2 separate regions of the Homo sapiens genome follow, and region 2 is linked to region 1. A link is a loop called in an ENCODE intact Hi-C map of the cell type or tissue named here. Cell type or tissue: HCT116. All regions are shown on one strand. Links, peaks and the distances in the headings refer to the core of each region. The heading gives the core; the rest is flanking DNA.

What was found. Peaks named below come from ENCODE experiments on the same cell type or tissue, not always from the same donor. Only the 100,000 strongest peaks of a DNase experiment are listed, where the experiment ranks them.
Region 2: it touches region 1 in a loop (9-fold over the local background); 16 of 110 quality-filtered maps call a loop at or near these places.

The regions. Positions count from the first base shown.
Region 1 is chr22:30,442,255-30,450,254 of GRCh38, forward strand. LOC105372991 (a long non-coding RNA gene) reads left to right here and starts at 5,706. Exons shown (of 4, transcript XR_007068061.1): 1 at 5,706-5,757; 2 at 5,855-5,962. It also overlaps a transcript of SEC14L3 not described here. RefSeq lists enhancers at 406-455, 2,928-3,222. In HCT116, for the core only: a CTCF peak has its summit at 3,121 (motif pointing right); DNase peaks (open chromatin) are centred at 2,559 and 3,106; H3K27ac peaks cover 652 bases.
Region 2 is chr22:30,595,747-30,607,014 of GRCh38, forward strand. It overlaps a transcript of PES1 not described here. Among named protein-coding and RNA genes, the nearest start is that of TCN2, 5.8 kb to the right of the region's middle. RefSeq lists an enhancer at 11,214-11,268. In HCT116, for the core only: a CTCF peak has its summit at 6,549 (motif pointing left); a DNase peak (open chromatin) is centred at 6,525; H3K4me3 peaks cover 237 bases.

The sequences.
Region 1 (8,000 bases), core at 1-8,000:
CTACTCAGGAGGCTGAGGGAAGAGAATCACTTGAACCTGGGAGGCAGAGGTTGCAGTGAGCTGAGATCACGCCACTGCACCCCAGCCTGGGCAACAGAGAGGGACTCCATCTCCAACAAACAAACAAACAAACAAAAAACATATATTAAACAATTACTCATCAGTTTTGGAAAGAAGTGGGCAGTTCCCCTAACTGACGGTTCCTCCTCTTTTTAGACCATATAGGGTAATGTCCTGATGTTGCCATGGCATTTGTAAACTGTTGTGGTGCTGGTGGGAGTGTCTTTTAGCATGCTAATGTACTATAAGTAGCATATCATGAGCAACGAGGATGATCAGAGGTCACTTTCTTTGCCATCTTGGTTTTAGTGGTTTTCGGCTGGCTTCTTTACCACATCCGGTTTTGTGTTATGTTGGGTTTTTGGTTTTTTTTGTTTTTTTTTTTTTGAGACGGAGTCTTGCTCTGTCACCCAGGCTGGAGTGCAATGGTGTGATCTTGGCTCACTACAACCTCTGCCTCCCAGGTTCAAACAATTCTCCTGCCTCAGCCTCCTGAGTAGCTGGGATTACAGGCACATGCCACCATGTCCTGCTAATTTTGTATTTTTAGTAGAAACGGGGTTTCACTATGTTGGTCAGACTGTCTCGAACTCCTGACCTCAAGTGATCCACCTGCCTCGGCCTCCCAAAGTGCTGGGATTACAGGTGTGAGCCACCGCACCCAGCCACCACATCCTGTTTTATCAGCAAACTTTTTGTGACCTGTATCTTGTGCCAACCTTCTATCTCATCCTGTGACTAAGAATGCCTAACCTCCTGGGAATGCAGCCCAGTAGGTCTCAGCTTTATTTTACCCAGTCCCTACTCAAGATGGAGTCACTGTGGTTTGAAAGTCTCTGATGTTAGGATTGGGGAAGACGCTTGACTGCCAGAATCAGAGGTTGGACACTAAACATAGGGACAGGCTGACATGGGAGGCTGGAGGTGGGCACACGGCTGCTGTGGGATAGAGGGATAGAGAGGACATAAACCCAGAGTCAGTGTCCTGTTGGTTCTACCCCATTTCAGCACCTGTCACTTGGAGTGGACCCCTCGTACTTTTCTTAGCTCCTACTCTCGTATCTATCTCCCTCTTCCCTTCTCCCAGGGGACGAGTGCCAAATGGTCTCTCCCTGCCATTTTGATATCTTCTCTCCAGTCCTGCTCACTCTCTCTCTATATATATTATTTTTCATGAGAAGCAGTCTCGCTCTGTCACCCAGGCTGGAGTGCAGTGGTACGATCTCGGCTCACCGCAACTTCTGCCTCCTGGGTGCAAGCGATTCTTCTGCCTCAGCCTCCCGAGTAGCTGGGATTACAGGCGCCTGCCACCACGCCTGGCTAATTTTTGTATTTTTAGTAGAATTGGGGTTTCACCATGTTGGCCAGGCTGGTCTTGAACTCCTGACCTCGTGATCCGCCTGCTCCACCCTCCCAAAGTGCTGGGATTACAGGCGTGACTCGCCGCGCCCAGCCTTGCTCACTCTATTTTTAAAGTGCCAAACAAATCCCCTCCCTCTTTCTCAAAGCACAGTGATGTGCCACTGAGCCCTGCCCAGCACCTCAGTGGAGGGGGCCTGCTTGCTCTTTGTTTTGGTCCCAGATCCTGGGGTGGGAGAGAAATGTTTGCTGGGCCAGGGTTGGGAGAGGGTTGGAGAGCTGCAGCCACCTACCACTGCTGTACCCCAGGAATACGGCACATGGACATGGCACCCCCCTGCCCAGATGATAAACATGAGCTCCCAAAACATTCTTTTAAATAAATTAGAGGAGCGCAAGGGGGAAAGGGAATTCCTATTCCCAAAGGTTATTTTCGGGGAGGGAAGGCTGTGCATAGGGCCATATTCTTTAGAATCTGTTTTATTAACTGACCTGTTTTGGGACATGTTACCCAAATAAAAGGTGTTTCTAAACAAAACAAGACAAAAATAACAACAAAAGGCCAATCTTAGGTTCTAAAATAGTGATGTTACCTGCAGGAGTACTTGGGGAAGCTGCATATCTTCTGACCTCCAGAATAATGACTGGCTATCATTTATGTCTACACCTTAGGAGAATTCAGCCTTCTCTGTTCTCCTACCCTGGTGGTCTCTTATTAGCTTCGCAAAGGTGGTTGAGTTTTGGGGAAGGGCTATTATCATTTAAACTATAAACTGTCTCCCAAAGTTAGCTTGGCCTAAGCCCAGGAATAATTAGGGGCAGCTTGAAGGCCTGGGGCGAGATCAGGACTTGGCTAGATCATATCTCTTTCACTGCCATAATTTTCTCACTGTTATAATTTTTGCAAAAGTGGTTTCACTCTGGGCTCCCTCTAGGCCAACACTCCCCCCATTGCTGTAGTAGCTGCCTCCTCTGTGAGCATTTATCCTGGAGGCTGCACATCATCTGTGTGGCTTTCAGACGCCATTGGCCTCATGGTGAAGTGGGGTTAGCAACAGAGACTCCTCCCACCAGCTTGGGAGGGCTGAAGTGAGACATCCCAGGTTCCTGGCCCAGAATGGGCAGTCGCCCCCTCCCAGGCAGCCCAGCCCCTGCCTCTGCCCCAAACACCCAGGGGTAGTTGCTGAGTTTAGCAAATAACAGGGTGCTCAAATGTGAATTTCGGATAAACAGCAAAGGATGTTTTAGAAGTGTACCCCTAACATTGCATGGCACATACTTATACTAAACTGGGCATCCTGTATTTTACCTGGCAACCTTACTTGAAGGGGTATCCACAGAGCTGGAATACCTCCTTCAAACACTCTAGCCATGTACAACTGGGAAGCTCTTTCTCCAGGGAAAGCTTACCTCTTTCCTGGGCAGGGGACCAGAAGCAATTCTTTGGGGCTTTGAGTTCTGTGCTAAGTCATTCATATGGGTGGGGAAACAGGTACAGAGAGGTCAACTAGACAGGAGGTGGCAGATGGTGGTTGTGATGGGAAATCGCCATTCCCTGTGTAAGAGGATGGAGCGGACCTCAGCTGGGATGGGGCGGGGTCTTTTCCCACCCCCGGGTTTTGTGGCCTTTGTCCTAGTGCATGCTGGGAGTCGGGCCCCAAGTGGCCATCTTCACGCAATACTAGCAATAACCACAAGGGGGGAGCACCTCCCAACGTGCCCATGTTGGCCGATTCAAACTGATTATTGATAAACTCTTAGTGAATTGCTCATAGTGGGCACCGGGTCCTGTTCTAAGCAATTCATGCGATGTGACTCATTTAATCTTAACAACCTTCAACAGAAATGGGGTACAAAAAATAATAATAATCTTCATAACCTCATCTTGAGATGGATGTTGTTATTAGGTCTCTGTTTCCTAGAGTTAAAATCACTGACCCAAGCTCACGCAGTCCCCTAACTCCCGATACCTCCCCCAGCCTAGGACTGCTTTTGCCCACTGCCCTTCCAGCCTATGACCCTCTACACAGTCAGGGGATGATTCATAGGCTGTGTGACCTTGGGCAAGTTACCTAATGTTCTGAGCATTGGTTTTCTCTCTGCACAGTTCTCTGTAATGACCTGAAGCTGTTGTGAGGATTACAGACAAAATGATTCACAAAGCATCCAGGCAGAGTGGGGCTCACAGCAAGAGCTCCACAAATACTGGCCATTATTTTTGTGGCAAGAGACATCCACTTCAAGGGCAAATGATTGAATCGTTCCATCTGTGTCTAACCCAGATATAAAAAATGCCAATTACATGGTTCAAGGATTCCACTTTTAAGAATTTATTCAGAGGAACTAATTGGACAATTGTCCAGAGATGTGCATCTGAGGATTGTTGGGGTCTTATTTGTGTGAGCTAAAAGCTTGGGAATTCCTTAATTGCCCATTGCATAAAGAAACATTCTGATCTGATCACACTGGTGGCTGAATCTCTCCAGGTCCCTCCTCTGTCCCAATACTTTTCATGGCTTATGACGGTCCCCAGGATCCAGTCTGAACACATCAGTTTGGCATTCAAAATCCCCTGGCCTCATCTCTCACCACACACATCCCTGCACCCATGCTATTGCCTCCCCTGAATCCTCGTCATTCTCTGGATGTGCCCTGCCCACCCTGCCTCCCTGCCTTTGCTCAGGCCATGTCATCTGCCAGCAATGCCCGCCCCCCATCCCATTTCCCTTTTTTCCCAGCCTTCAAGGTCCAGCTCTAACGGTACCCGCTCCATGAACCCTGCTTGGCTCCCTCCCCAAGACGGAATCATCTTGCCCTACAGTCCCCTCCATCACGCGCTCAGCCCTCCCCTTGGACACCCACAGAGCACGTGGATGGAGCTCTTTCTGTGTGCCATGCACTGAGCTAAGCATCGCATTATGTAACCTCCATCGCATTATGTAGCCTCATGAGACAGGTGCCATCATTATCACCTTCCTGCAGATGAGAAAATGAAGTCCACTGTGCAGTGACCCTTCATCAGCATTAACTCTGTGAACCCAAAAGTATCTGAAACAGGTCTCAATCAATTTAGAGGGTTTATTTTGCCAAGGTTAAGGATGTGGCCATGACACAGCCTCAGGAGGTCCTGACAACATGTGCCCAAGATGGTTGGGGTACAGGTTGCTTTTATACCATTTGGGAGGACATAAGACATCAATCAATACATGTAAGATTTACATTGGTTTGATGTGGAAGGATGGGGCAACTCCAAGCAGGGGCTTCCAGGTAATAGGTAGATTTAAAAATTTTCTGATTGGCAATTGGTTGAAAGAATTATCAATAGAAAGAAATTATCAATAGAAAGTCTGGGTTAGCGGGAGGTGGAGGTTGCAGTGAGCTGAGATTGCGCCATTGCACTCCAGCCTGGGTGACAACAGCGAGACTTTGTCTCAAAAAAAATAAAAGAAAGTCTGGGTTAGGATAAGGGTCATGGAGCCCAAGGGTTTTTTGTTTTTGTCTGTTTTTGTTTTTTTGAGACAAAGTCTCCCTCTGTCACCCAGGCTGGAGTGCAGTGGTGCGATCTTGGCTCACTTCAACCTCTGCCTCCCGGGTTCAAGCTATTCTCCTGCCTCAGCCTCCTGAGTAGCTGGGATTACAGGTGCCCGCCATCAGGCCTGGCTAATTTTTGTATTTTTAGTAGAAATAGGGTTTTTCCATGTTGGCCAGGCTGGTCTTGAACTCCTGACTTCAGGTAATCCACCCGCCTCGGCCTCCCAAAATGCTGGGATTACAGGCGTGAGCCACCGCGCTGGGCCAAGACCAAGGTTTTATCATGGACTTAGGGTCTGTGTCGATGTTCATGTTGGTCAGCTTTTCCTGAATTCCGAAAGGGAGGAGGGTATCATGACGCACGTCCGACCCCACTCCCTTCCCATCATGGCCTAAACTACTCTTTCAGGTAAACTTTGCAATGCCCCTGGCCGAGAGGAAGGGTCCATTCAGATGTTTGGTGGGGGATCTTAGAATTTTATTTTTGGTTTACAACTCTTACTAGTGTTAGTAAATCCATCGTGAGTGAGGAGGACTTTGGAGCCTTCCTTAAAATCAGGGGGCATTGCAGATAGGTGTGTGTGTTTGGCAGGGCTGGGGTGGGTGTCGCTGGAAGAGGACTGTGGAAGTGTTTGGCTTGGGCCCAGCTCAGCCATGCCCTAGGCTTATCTGTGGGCTCCAGGTTCCTTCCCCAGCCTCTTCTGGGCCTATTTAAGGAGGCTTTGGGGTGGCGGGCAATGTTTTTTTTTTTTTTCATGATGGCTGCCCCCAAGGGTCTTCTGCTGGTTGCTCTAGTCTTGCTACTTGGTAAGTTCTGGGCATAGGACTCCCTTGGGAGAGGGGGTGGTGGAGCAAGGGCCTTCCTCCTGCCCTCTCTGCCCATGACCAAGCCTCCCTTGGCCAGCTGTGCACCTGGTAAGGCCGCTCCGGGATAACCACCACCCCAGGCCTGGGCTGCAGGTCTTGGCATCCTGAAGATACAAGCAAGAGGAGACTTCTTTCCTCATAGCCTGTGAGTCACTCTGCTGGGTGCCCTCTGACAGCCCTACCCCCCCAATGCCTCTGACCCCTGGGGTCCCTTGCTCCTTCCCCCAATGAGATCTGAAGCCACCAGGATCCCAGGTCACCCATTTCTCTCCCTTGACCGTCACAGTGCATCTGGGGAGCCTTTCAGTCTTGTCGCAGGTTGAGCAGGGGCCTCCTGGGGTCCAGGGCAGTCCTGCTTCCTGAGGCTAGGGCTCCCCAGCCAGGCCAAACCCCAGGTGCAGGGCTCACTCCTATCCTGCTCTCTTGGCCTCCTGAGCAGAGCTTGGCATGCAGTAGATGCTCAGTAAACACTAAACAAATGCCTTACATTCTCCTAAAAAAAAAAAAAAAAAAAGCCCAGACCAGGAGTGGTGGCTCACACATGTAATCCTAGCACTGGGAGGCCAAGGTAGGAGGATTGCTTGAGGTCAGGAATTTGAGACCAGCCTGGGCAATGTAACAATACCTCATCTCTACCAAAAAAAAAAAAGAAAGAAAGAAAGAAAGAAAAAAAACCCAGGCATGGTGATGTGTACCTGTGGTCTCAGCCACTCAGGAGGCTGAGAGGGGAGAATCACTTGAGCCCAAGAGCTCAAGGTTGCAGTGAGCTATGATCGCACCACTGCACTCCAGCCTGGGCCACAAAGCAAAGCCCTGTCTCTAAAAAACAAACAAACAAACCTCCAAAACTTCTTTCCCTTCCTTGGTCTGCCCTAGGCCCTCTGAGTATAGATAACCCCTCTTAGAAGCAGCATGGCAAGGCGGTCAGGAGCCCAAATGGGAAAAAGAATTAACTGGAGACCACGTAGGGGGTGAGTCCTCTTACACACAGGCCAGTTACTCACACAGACAAAAATTAGTTACTGGCAGGGAGGGGTAAAGGCCTACTTAGCTTGCATTTTCGTACCATTTGGTATGCCATCACTTGCGAGTTTGAGTGTGAGTTCTGTAGCTCATGGCTGCATATAATCACGGGCAGATGACAGCAAGACTTCCCAGACTCACTTTCCACATCTGTAAAATTGAGGTGGTTATGAGAAAACAAAACAAACAAAAAGAAATGAAAATCCTGAACTCCAGAGGGTCACCAATACTAAGGCATATGCTAAGTTAGTGTTTTATAAAATAGGATTCTATGTGTCATTCTATAATAGAATGACATTATACAATAACTTAATCAAGTACTTTTTCATGCATAAAAGGTATTTTGTGAAAGTTCACAGCTCCACAGAACCCTACTTGTCTGGTCAAGCTGTAACTTAGCCAGTACCTGATTACAGAAGCTCCCCAAGGGTTCCAGTCTGTCCGTTCTTTTTTCTTTTCTTTTCTTTTCTTTTCTTTTTTTTTTTTTTGAGATGGAGTCTTGCTCTGTCGCCCAGGCTGGAGTGCAGTGGCGCGATCTCAGCTCACTGCAACCTCCGCCTCCCAGTTTCAAGTGATTCTCCTGTCTCAACCTCCCGAGTAGCTGGGACTACAGGCTTGCACCACCATGCCCAACTAATTTTTGTATTTTTAGTAGAGATGGGGTTTCACCATGTTGGCCAGGCTTGTCTCGAACTCCTGGCCTCAGGTGATCCACCTGCCTTGGCCTCCCAAAGTGTTGGGATTACAGATGTGAGCCACCACGCCTGGCCCCAATCTGTCCCTGTTGTAAATCAGCGCTGTGGTGAGGAAATACTCCTGGATCAGGGAGAATCAGGAGAATTGTCTCTCCTCAGAGGGCCTGTTCTGGACTGGGTGTGATAGTCACAGGCTGGCCTGGCTTCCTGATGTCAGTTGCTCTCTGTGGTCCCTCCCCGCTACTGCTGTCCAGGTTCACGGACACTTGTTCTTGGTTTTGTCCCACTGCCCTTTCTGGTCTCAGCCACACGCTTGCTTTTCTAGGCCCTCAGTTGATGGGAAATAAATGGGCACGATGTAGTTCAACATGGGATGGCTATGTTGAGGTAGCGGGGGCATGGAGTCCAGGACGAGCCCTCTCACCCAGCTCTTCCACGGCCCCTACTTCTGGGTTTACCTCATCT
Region 2 (11,268 bases), core at 1,817-9,816, 160 kb after region 1:
CCTGATTCCCTCCATTCAGACCACGGAGGGAACATTTTGTGGACCCTGGGCTTACCGGCAGGGGTGGAGGTGTAATCCGGTCAAACTCAGCTGATTCGTAGATTTTGTGAGGGTGCTTATGCTAAGAGTACTCTCAAAGGGTCACCTGGGTAAGGGAAGTGCAATTATAGGGGGTGCTTAGTACTAACGGGACAGTCTCTAGCCAACCACCTTCAGGAACCCTTTGGCTTACATGTTTAAAAACCACATGGAAAGTTCAAAGACATGCTAGCTTTTTTGGGACGCTAGCTGGCTACATATTATAGCCCGTTTTTGTGCACATTTTTAAACTGGTGGGCAAATTACATCAAGGAAAATTCAGAGCTCAAATGGTCAACCTGCAGTTACAGAGTTAACATGTAGAGTCTTCTACATTCTCTATTTTATTTTTCTACCTGCTTTAAGTCTGTTGACTTTTCTACTGGTGTTGAGATAAAACTCTTTACAGTGTTACTAATTCAAGGCTACCTGGAGATTTTTTCTATATAGTTCAGCCAGGTTCCAGCTAAAATATAAGCATTAAAAATTTAACCCTAAACTCATTGTTTTTTCAAGTGTGTGTGTGTGTGTGCGTGTGTATATGGATATGGGGTCTTGCTATGTTGCCCAGGCTGGTTTCCAACGTCTGGGCTCAAGCAGTCCTCCTGCCTCAGCCTCTGAAAGTGCTGGGATTACAGGCATGAGCCACCATGCCTGGCCCCATTTAAAACTTAAAAAAAAAAAAAAAGATTTTAAAAATCAAACTGCCATGGAAACTACCCAAAATTTTGGTTCACAGCCTCCATTAGATTACCTATTAGGATAAATAAAGTTTAGCCATGTAAACAAGTTCCAGTTTTGTCAAAAATAATTTGGACCCAACCATCTTTTATAAACCGATGACTCTGTAGTACTGAGAGATGATGCGTGCTGGCAGCCCTCACAGCCCTCGCTCGCTCTCAGTGCCTCCTCGGCCTCGGCGCCCATTCTGGCCACGCTTGAGGAGCCCTTCAGCCCCGCTGCTGCACCGTGGGAGCCCTTCTCTGGGCTGGCTGAGGCCGGAGCCGGCTCCCTCAGCCTGCGGGGAGGTGTGGAGGGAGAGGCACGGGCAGGAACCAGGGCTGTGCGCGGCGCTTGCGGGCCAGCTAGAGTTAAGGGTGGGCGTGAGCTTGGCGGGCCCGCACTCGGAGAAGCCAGCCGGCCGGCCCCGCTGGCCACGGGCAGTGAGGGGCTTAGCACCGGGCCAGCCGCTGCGGAGAGTGCGCCAGGTTCCCCAGCAGTGCCGGCCCACCGGCGCTGCGCTCAATTTCTCCCTGGACCTTAGCTGCCTCCCCGTGGGGCAGGGCTCAGGACCTGCAGCCTGCCATGCCTGAGTCTCCTCCCTGCCGCTGTGGGCTCCGGCACAGCCTAAGCCTCCCCAACGAGCGCCGCCCCCTGCTCCCCAGCGCCCGGTCACATCAACTGCCCAAGGGCTGAGGAGTGCGGGAGCATGAGAGCAGGACTGGCAGGCAGCTCCACCTGTCCTGCCAGTATGAGCTCCAGTAGGTGAAGCCAGCTGGGCTCCTGAGTCTAGTGGGGATTTGGAGAACCTTTATGTCTAGCTAAGGGATTGTAAATACACCAATCAGCACTCTATATGTAGCTCAAGGTTCGTAAACACACCAATCAGCACCCTGTGTCTAGCTCAAGTTTTGTAAATGCACCAATCTGCGCTCTGTGTCTAGCTGATCTTGTGGGGACTTGGAGAACATTTATGTCTAGCTAAGGGATAGTGAATACACCAATCGACACTCTATATCTAGCTCAAGGTATGTAAATGCACCAATCAGCACCCTGTGTCTAGCTCAGGGTTTGTAAATACACCAATTAGCACTCTGTATCTAGCTAATCTAGTGGGGTCCTGGAGAACTTTTGTGTCTAGCACAGGGATTGTAAACACACCAATCAGCACCCTGTCAAAACGGACCAATCAGCACTCTGTAAAACAGACCAATCCGTTCTCTGTAAAATGGACCAATCAGCAGTATGTGGGTGGGGCCAGATAAGAGAATAAAAGCAGGCTGCCCGACTCAGCTGTGGTAACTCGCTCGGTTTTTTTTCCACGCAGTTGAAGTTTTGTTTTTTTTTTTTTTGTTTTGAGTCGGAGTCTCACTCTGTCGCCCAGGCTGGAGTGCAGTGGCGGCATCTCGGCTCACTGCAAGCTCCGCTTCCCGGGTTCACGCCATTCTCCTGCCTCAGCCTCCCAAGTAGCTGGGACTACAGGCGCCCGCCACTACGCCCGGCTAGTTTTTTGTATTTTTAGTAGAGACGGGGTTTCACCGTTTTAGCCGGGATGGTCTCGATCGCAGTTGAAGTTTTATTCTTTCACTGTTTGCAATAACTCTTACTGCTGCTCACTTTTTGGGTGTACACTGCGTTTATAAGCTGTAACACTCACTGGGAAGGTCTATGGCTTCACTGCTGCAACCAGCGAGACCACGAACCCACCAAAAGGAAAAAAACTCCGAAAACATCCGAGCATCAGAAGGAACAAACTCCGGACATGCCGTCTTTAAGAACTGTAACACTCACCTTGAAGGTTGGCAGCTTCATTCTTGAAGTCAGTGAGACCAAGAACCCACCAATTCCGGACACAGTACTATGCCAGGATTAGAGCTCTAAGGTAAAACCCGTAAAAAAAAAAATTATTTTTTCACTCTGTTTAGTAGGTTGGAGTGCAGTGGTAACAATCTCCGGTCGCTGCAACCTCTGCTTCCCGGGTTTAGGTGATTCTCGTGCCTCAGGTTCCTGAGTAGCTGGGATTAAAGGTGTTTGCTACCACGCCTGGCTCATTTTTGTATTTTTAGTAGAAGTTGGGTTTTGCCATGCTGGCCAGGCTGGTATTGAACTCCTTACCTTAAGTGACCCCCGCACCTCGGCCTCCCAAAGTGTTAGGGTTACAGGCATGAACCACCACAACCGGCCTAAAGCTGTAAGATTTTTATTTGTGTATATATGTGGTTAGATGTGTTTACATATGTTGTATATTGTGTCTACATGGTACCAAGTTGACTTAAAAATAAATACTCGTAAATTAAGAAAGCCCAAATATATTTTTCAAGTTTATGTGACTTAAGTAAAATTTTTTTTTTTTTTTTTTTTTTTTTTTTTGAGATGGAGTCCTGCTCTGTCATCCAGGCTAGAGTGCAGTGGTGCGATCTTGGCTCACTGCAACCTCCGTTTCCTGGGTTCGAAGCGATTCTCCTATCTCAGCCTCCTGAGTAGCTGGGGTTACAGGCATGTGCCACCATGACCAGCTACTTTTTGTATTTTTAGTTAGAGATGGGATTTTTACTATGTTGGCCAGGCTGGGCTCAAACTCCTGACAAGTGATCCACTTGCCTCAGCATCCCAAAGTGCTGGGATTACAGGCATGAGTCACAGCGTCTGGCCTGACTCAAGTAAATCTTTAATAAATAAACTGGTTTTAAAAGTTATTGGTAAAATAAAAATGTCTTCAAAATTGTTAACATACATTTTTGCCTTGGTTTATTGGTCAAAGTTTTTTTACATGTGTCTCTGCTAGATACTTTAAGGGTGTTGGGGGTTTGGCATAAAGATTGTAAAACTATAAACCCAGCCGAAACCAAAATGACCTTTGTGTGTGATTTTTTGATAAATATGACTAATTTAATATAACTAGTTTAATAGGAAACAGCGAAATCTTCCGAGTTATCAACAAAATAAGTACGTATTTTAAGATTCTTAGGTGAACATCTGATAGTCACAGGCTGTAAAAATAACAAATTTAATGATTACCTTTGTCTAATATCTCAGTTCTCATAACTAGTCTAAGGCAATGGTGAAAAATATAGGCTGGGCGCGGTGGCTCACGCCTGTAATCCCAGCACTTTGGGAGGCTGAGGTGGGCGGATCACCTGAGGTTGGGAGATCAAGACCAGCCTGACCAACATGGAGAAACCCCGTCTCTACTAAAAATACAAAAATTAGCCAGGCATGGTGGTACATGCCTGTAATCACAGCTACTCGGGAGGCTGAGGCGGGGGAATCGCTTGAACCTGGCAGGCAGAGGTTGCGGTGAGCCGAGATTGAGCCATTGCACTCCAGCCTGGGCAATAAGAGAAATTCCATCTCAAAACAAAAAGAAAATGAAAGCAAAAATAAATGAATATATATGATAAATGCTTATAAATACAATTGTCATGTAATTTAAAATATTTATGTTAAATTAAATAACTGCTCATTAAATGCCTGGGTCATTTTCAATTTAAAAAATACGTTACAGGGCCAGGCTAGGTGGCTCACGCCTTTAATCCCAGCACTTTGGGAGGCAGAGACAGGCAGATAGCCTGATCTCAGGAGTTTGAGACCACCCTGGGCAAAATGGTGAAAACCCCATCTCTACTAAAACATAAAAAAATTAGCCAGGTGTGGTGGCACAAGCCTATAGTCCCAGCTACTTGGGAGGATGAGGTGCAAGAATTGCTTGAGCCAGGGAGATGGAGGTTGCAGTGTCAAGTTGAGGTTGTCAGGTTTTTTATCTTCAGCCTCTCGGCTCCTTCAGACTTCAGGGGGTAGGTTTGCATGTAGCTGCTCACTGCAGAACAGTCTTATATAACATAGATAAAGAACTCTTGGCCAGGCGTGGTGGTTCACACCTGTAATCCCAACACTTTGGGAAGCTGAGGTGTGAGCATCGCTTGAACTCGGGAGTTCGAGACCAGCCTGGGCAAAAAAGCGAGGTCCTGTCTCTATTAAATATAAAAATAAGGCCAGGTGTGGTGGCTCATGCCTGTAATCCCAGCACTTTGGGAGGCCGAGGCCGGTGGATCACGAGGTCAGGAGATGGAGACCATCCTGGCTAACACGGTGAAACCCCGTCTCTACTAAAACTACAAAAAATTAGCCAGGAGTGGTGGCGGGCGCCTGTAGTCCCAGCTATTCAGGAGGCTGAGGCAGGAGAATGGCGTGAACCCGGAGGCAGAGCTTGCAGTGAGCCGAGATCGCGTCACTGCACTCCAGCCTGGGTGACAGAGCGCGAGACTCCATCTCAAAAACAAAACAAAAAAAAATTGGGGATGGGCTCCATTAAATGGTTCTGTCTTGACATCTTTTATGCGATAAAAGCTGGAATAGTAGGGGTATGGAAAGCTGGGAGCTGGCTGGATCGATCTCTCTCTCTTAAGGTAATCTCAGGGTTTATCCATGTGGATTACCTTTGTGGATCAGTTTGTAGCTGCCTCAAGGCAGTTGTACTGCTTACATGACAGCTCAGTACTCCAGCTCAAGTGTTCAAGTGAGCAAGGTGGAAGTTGCATTTTCTTTTCTGACCTCGAGTTATATATCATCACTTCTGCATTCTGCTACTGACAAGGATGTCACAAACCTGCCTAGATTCAAAGGGAGGGGAATTAGACTCATCTCTTCATGGATGAATGACAAAATTACAGAAAACCATGTGGAACAGCTGGTATTGTTAGACAGCTTTGAAAACACAATCTGACACATCCTCTTTATCTCTCTTAATGCTTTTTGCCAACGATTATTTGATCTAATTTTTTTTTTTTTAAGATGGAGTCTCAGTCCGTCGCCCAGGCTGGAGTGCAGTGGTGCGATCTCAGCTCACAGCAGCGTTCGCCTCCTGGGTTCCAGCGATTCTCCTGCCTCAGCCCCGAGTAGCTGGGATTGCAGGTGTGAACCACCATGTTTGGCTCATTTTTGTATTTTTAATACAGACAGGGTTTCACTATGTTGGCCAGGCTAGTCTCAAACTCTTGCCCCTCAAGTGATCTGCCTGCCTCAGCCTCCCAAAGTGCTGGGATTACAGGCGTAAGCCACTGCGCCCAGCCTCATTCATGTCTTTTTATGGCTTAATGGCTCACTTAGTTTTATCACTGTTTTTATATATGCAATATTTCATTGTATAGATGTACCGCAATTTGTTTATGCATTCATTGAAGGATACCTTGGCTGCTTCCGGTTTTTAGCAGTTACAAATAAAGTTATGAACTTTTTTTTTTTTTTTCCAGACACAGTCTCGCTCTGTTTCCCAGGCTGGAGTGCAGTGGCCCAATCTCAGCTCACTACAATCTCTGCTTCCCAGGTTCAAGTGATTCTCGTGCCTCAGCCTCCCGAATAGCTGGGATTACAGGTACGTGCCACCACACCCAGCTAATTTTTGTATTTTTAGTAGAGACGGAGTTTCACCATGTTGATCAGGTTGGTCTTGTTCTCCTGACCTTGTGATCCACCCGCCTCGGCCTCCCAAAGTGCTGGGATTACAGGTGTGAACCACCGCACCTGGCCCCTTCTTTTCTTTTCTTTTTTTTCTGATGTGGTTTGGCTCTGTGTCCCCACCCAAATCTCATCTTGAATTGTAATTTCCACTTGAGGGAGACACCTGGTGGGAGGTGACTGGATCATGGAGGTGGTTTCCCCCATGCTGTTCTCATGATAGAGAGGGAGTTCTCACAAGAGCTATGGTTTTAAGTGTGGCACTTTCTCAATCTCTCTACTGCCACCTTGTGAAGAAGGTGCTTGCTTCCCCTTTGCTTTCTGCCACGATTGCAAGTTTTCTGAGGCCTCCCCAGCCATGCACAACTGTGAGTCAATTAAACCTCTTTATAAATTACCGAATTGCAGGTATTTCTTTATAGCAGTGTGAAAACTAATACTTTTTTTTTTTTGACACAAGAGTTCCACCCGCCTTGGCCTCCCAACGTGCTGCGATTACAGGTGTGAACCACCATGTCCGGCCTCTTTTTTCTTTTATTTTCTTTTCCTTTTTTTCTTTTCTTTTGATAAAGATAGGGGCTCACTATGTTGCCCAGGCTTGTCTCAAACTCCTGGCCTCAAGTGATCCTGCCACTTTGGCCTCCCAAAGTGCTGAGGTTACTGCACCCAGACAATTATTTCTTTGATGGACTATGCTTTAGGTGTTGTATCTAAAAAGGCATCACCTCTTCTTGAAGTTTTATAGTTTTGTGTTTCATAGTTAGGTCTATTTCAAGTTAATTTTTTGTGAAAGGTGTATGTTTAGGTTGATTTGTTTTGCATATAGACATCCAATTGTTCCTGCACCATTTGATGAAATGTCTTACTATTACACTAATAGTGTCTTGCTATTTATCTTAACTTGAAAGCAATTTGTGTGTGTGTGTGTGTGAGAAGGAGTCTCGCTCTGTTGTCCAGGCTGGAGTGCAGTGGCGTAATCTTGGCTCACTGCAACCTCTACCTCCTGGGTTCAAGCAATTCTCCAGCCTCAGACTCCCAAGTAGCTGGGACTACAGGAGCCCACCACCAGGCGCAGCTAATTTTTGTATTTTTAGTAGAGACTGGGTTTCGCCACGTTGGTCAGGCTGGTCTCGAACTCCTGACCTCAGGTGATCCACCCACCTCGGCCTCCCAAAGGGCTGGGATTTCAGGCATGAGCCACTGCGCCCAGCCACTTGAAAGTAATTTTAAACTCACAGGCCCCCTAAAAGGTTCTTGGAGACTACCAGTCATCCAGTGACCACAGTTGGGAACCAATGCTCTAGTTGATGGGATTTTTTTATGATTTTATCTTTGCTTTCTCCTCCTCTTCCTCCTTTTCTTTCTTTCTGTTTTTGTTTGTTTTTTGTTTTTTGTTTCTCCGAGATGGGGTCTTGCTCTGTCACCCAGGCTGGAGTGCAGTGGCATGATCTTGGCTCACTGCAACCTCTGGCCCCCAGGTTCAAGCAATTCTCCCGCCTCAACCTCCCAAGTAGCTGGGACCACAGGCACATGCCACCATGCCCGGCTAATTTTTGTATTTTTAGTAGAGACTGGATTTCACCCTGTTGGTCAGGCTGGTCTCGAACTCCTGACCTCAGGTGATCCACCCGCCTCGGCCTCCCAAAGTGCTGGGATTACAGGTGTGAGCCACTGTGCCTGGCCTTAAAATATGATTTTAATATATATACACTTTTAATCACTAAAATAGATATTTCATATAGAACTAGAGTTGTGTATTTGTTATATTCATTCTTCTCATGCCATCTTCATGCATACAATTTTATTTTTCTCTTTTGGGTTAATTTTTAGGCTAGTCCTCGCCAAGTCAGCCTAAAACCACCAGAAACAAACCCAGTTGTTGACTTATTCCAATGAGGGAAACCACCCAGCAGAGGAACTATAGTGATCTGGCTGAACAAAGGGAAAGGTTATTAAAGAATTGAAGGGAAGGGTGGAGTTAGGTGAAGTGTAAAGCAAGCAGTGTTTTGAGGCAAGCAGGCTCCAAGTATCACAGGGCTGTGTATGAAGGGTCCGCTTCAGGTCTGGACGGCAAAGTGGACCTAGAGTCTTGTTTCCTTGGAAACTACAAAGTTAAGAAAAATGTGGAATGCTGAGTCCAGAAACACCTTATCTGAGACTGCTTGTCTGTGTCAAAATGACATAGCTCTTTTAGGCAACAGTGGGATGTTCTGTTCTTACTAATAGGATATCAAACAGCAAATTTCTGATTGCTTGTGCTTTTAGGGGGAAAAATATAAATAATCAGTAAAAAAAGTAGTAGTCACCCAAATAGCTGTAGCATGCATGGCCTTGATAGAAATGTTTCCTGTTGGCCAGGCGCGCTGGCTCATGCCTGTAATCCCAATACTTCGGGAGGCTGAGGCAGGCAGATCACTTGAGGTCAGGAGTCCGAGACCAACCTGGCCAACAGGGTGAAACCCTGTCTCTACTAAAAATACAAAAATTAGCTGGGGGTGGTGGCGCATGCCTGTGATGTCAGCTACTCAAGAGGTTGAGGCAGGAGAATCGCTTGAACCCGGGAGGAGGGTGTAGTGAGCCGAGATCATGCCATTGCACTCCAGCCTGGGCAACGAGTGAGACCCTGTCTCAAAAAAAATAAATAAATAAGAAAAAATAAGAAATGTTTCCTGTTGATGTTGCAGCTGGCTTGCAGCTGGCTTTAGAGGTCCCTGTTATCCCAGTCTAGTGGGAGCACAGGCAGACTTTTACTTTCTCATTCCAAGCTAGTTTTCACCACAAATAGAAATCTTGATCTGGCCAGGTGCAGTGGTTCATGCCTGTAATCCCAGCTCTTTGGGAGGCTGAGACAGGAGGATCGCTTGAGCCCAGGAGTTCAAAAATAAAAAAAATAGAAATCCTGATCTAAATGATGTAATCATTTTTGTTTTTCACATTCCCTGACCACATGACCTGAAATAGCACTACCCCTGACCAGTCACTCTATTTCTTTTTTTAATTTTACTTTATTTTTAGGACAGGGTCTCCTTCTGTCGCCCAGACTGGAGTGCAGTGGTCTGATCTCAGCTCACTGCAACCTCAGCCTCCTGGGCTCAAGTGATCCTCCCACTTGTAGCCTCTAGATTAGCTGAGACTTACAGGCACACACCACCATCCCTGGCATTTTTTGGTTTTGTTTGTTTTTTAGAATCAGGGTCTCACCATCTTGCCTAGACTGGTCTCAAACTTGTGGGCTCAAGCAATCCTCCTGCCTTGGCTTCCCAAAGTGCTGGGATTACAGGCATGAGCCACCAGTATTTCTAATATGTATGGGAAATATGCTGTCTTCCTATTCCTACTCCCCCACCCTCTAGCACTGAGTCCAGGTAGGTAGGCAGGGGGGTGTCTCCCTCCTTTACTTCGACACCCTAACTACCTTGGGGATCAGAAGTGACTCTCTGGAAGGATGCTGCTGCTTCTCACCAGAGGCTGACGATAACGAAGGCTATCCTCCATGGCCACCTCCTCCAGGCTGCCTTCCTGGAAATAGGAATCATAATAGTTGTTACTGGAAACAGGCAGAGGGTTGGGGGAGCCAAGGCAGTCCCACCCAGGACCAAGGTGGCTCCATTGCACACACTTCACCATGACTCCCCTGAAGGTCCAAACGTGCGGTTCTGCGGAAGTTGGGCTCCCCACTGGCCTCCCTCCTTCCTCAGAACCTCCAGGGGTGCTCCTCCTAGTGGCCACATCCAGCCTTTCTGACTGGACAACCTATCATTTAAAATTTTCAAGTAGTTCCGTAAACAGACACACGTTGCTGTATTTATTTATGTCAAGGGCTTGGTTTGTGATAAATCAGGCTCAAAAAGATTGTCTTAAAAGAGTGAACCTTGGCAATTTACCATAAAATAATTGCAATGCAGATTGTGCATGGAAATGATTGGAGATATTTTAAGGTCATAGTGTCTTCACAAATTGAGCTGAAAGGGAACTGTTAGGATGATCTTGCCTAACCCTCTCTTCTCACACAGGAAGAACTATTTTAAACTCGAGAGGTTAAGTGACCTGGCCAAAGTCACACAGCCACCACTAGTTAACTCGTATACATTGATTCTCCTGTGGGGCTGGGCAGATGAGGAATCTTTTGTTCTCTTCCCTGTTTGCAGAGATTTTTTTTGAGGTTACTTTCCGAGTTCTGGCAAGTACCCCTGCTTCTGGTAGCTTTGTGTCTCGATTCAATCTCATTCTTTTTATTTTATTTTATTTTTGAGACAGGGTCTCACTTTGTCACCCAAGCTGGAGTGCAGTGGTGTAATCTTGGCTCACTGTAGCCTCCACCTCTTGGGTTCAAGCGATCCTCCTGCCTCAGCCCCCCAAGTAGCTGGGATTACAGACGTCTGCCACCACGCCAGGCTAATTTATGGTTTTTTGTATGTGTTTTTTGTGTTTTTGTAGAGACAGTGTTTCCCCATGTTGCCCAGGCTGGTCTCCAACTCCTGAGCTCAAGTGATCTGCCCGCCTCAGCCTTTCAAAGTGCTAGGATTACAGGTGTGAGCCACCGTGCCCGGACTTAATCCCATTCTTTAACTTGTTTTGTTTTGTCCTCTCCAGGAGGCTCCCAGCCCTTTCGGATTGGTTGAGAAAAGTGGCCTGGCTGGTCTGGGGCCAGCGGCACCCACCCTCCCCTCAATTGCCCAACTCCCCCCCCCCACCGAACTGCCCAACTCCCCCTCCCCAACTGCCCAACTCCCCCACCCCCACAATCCCCTCCCGCCACAACTGAGGGAGGCGGTGCTGAAAAACAGCTGACTCCAGCAATGCTGCTCACGTGACCACTGCAGCTGCAGCTCCCGTTCCACTCCTTGTCCTGGGCTAGGTGGGCACTACCAGGGGCTCCTTTGGTAAGGAGTACCGGGTAGGCACCCGGTCCTGCCAATCCACCACTGGAACAGCTGGGGGGACAGCAGACAGGCACGGTCGGACAGACTTGACAGATCAGGCATCAGGCCCTCTGCGCTGGTCCCGGGCTCTTTA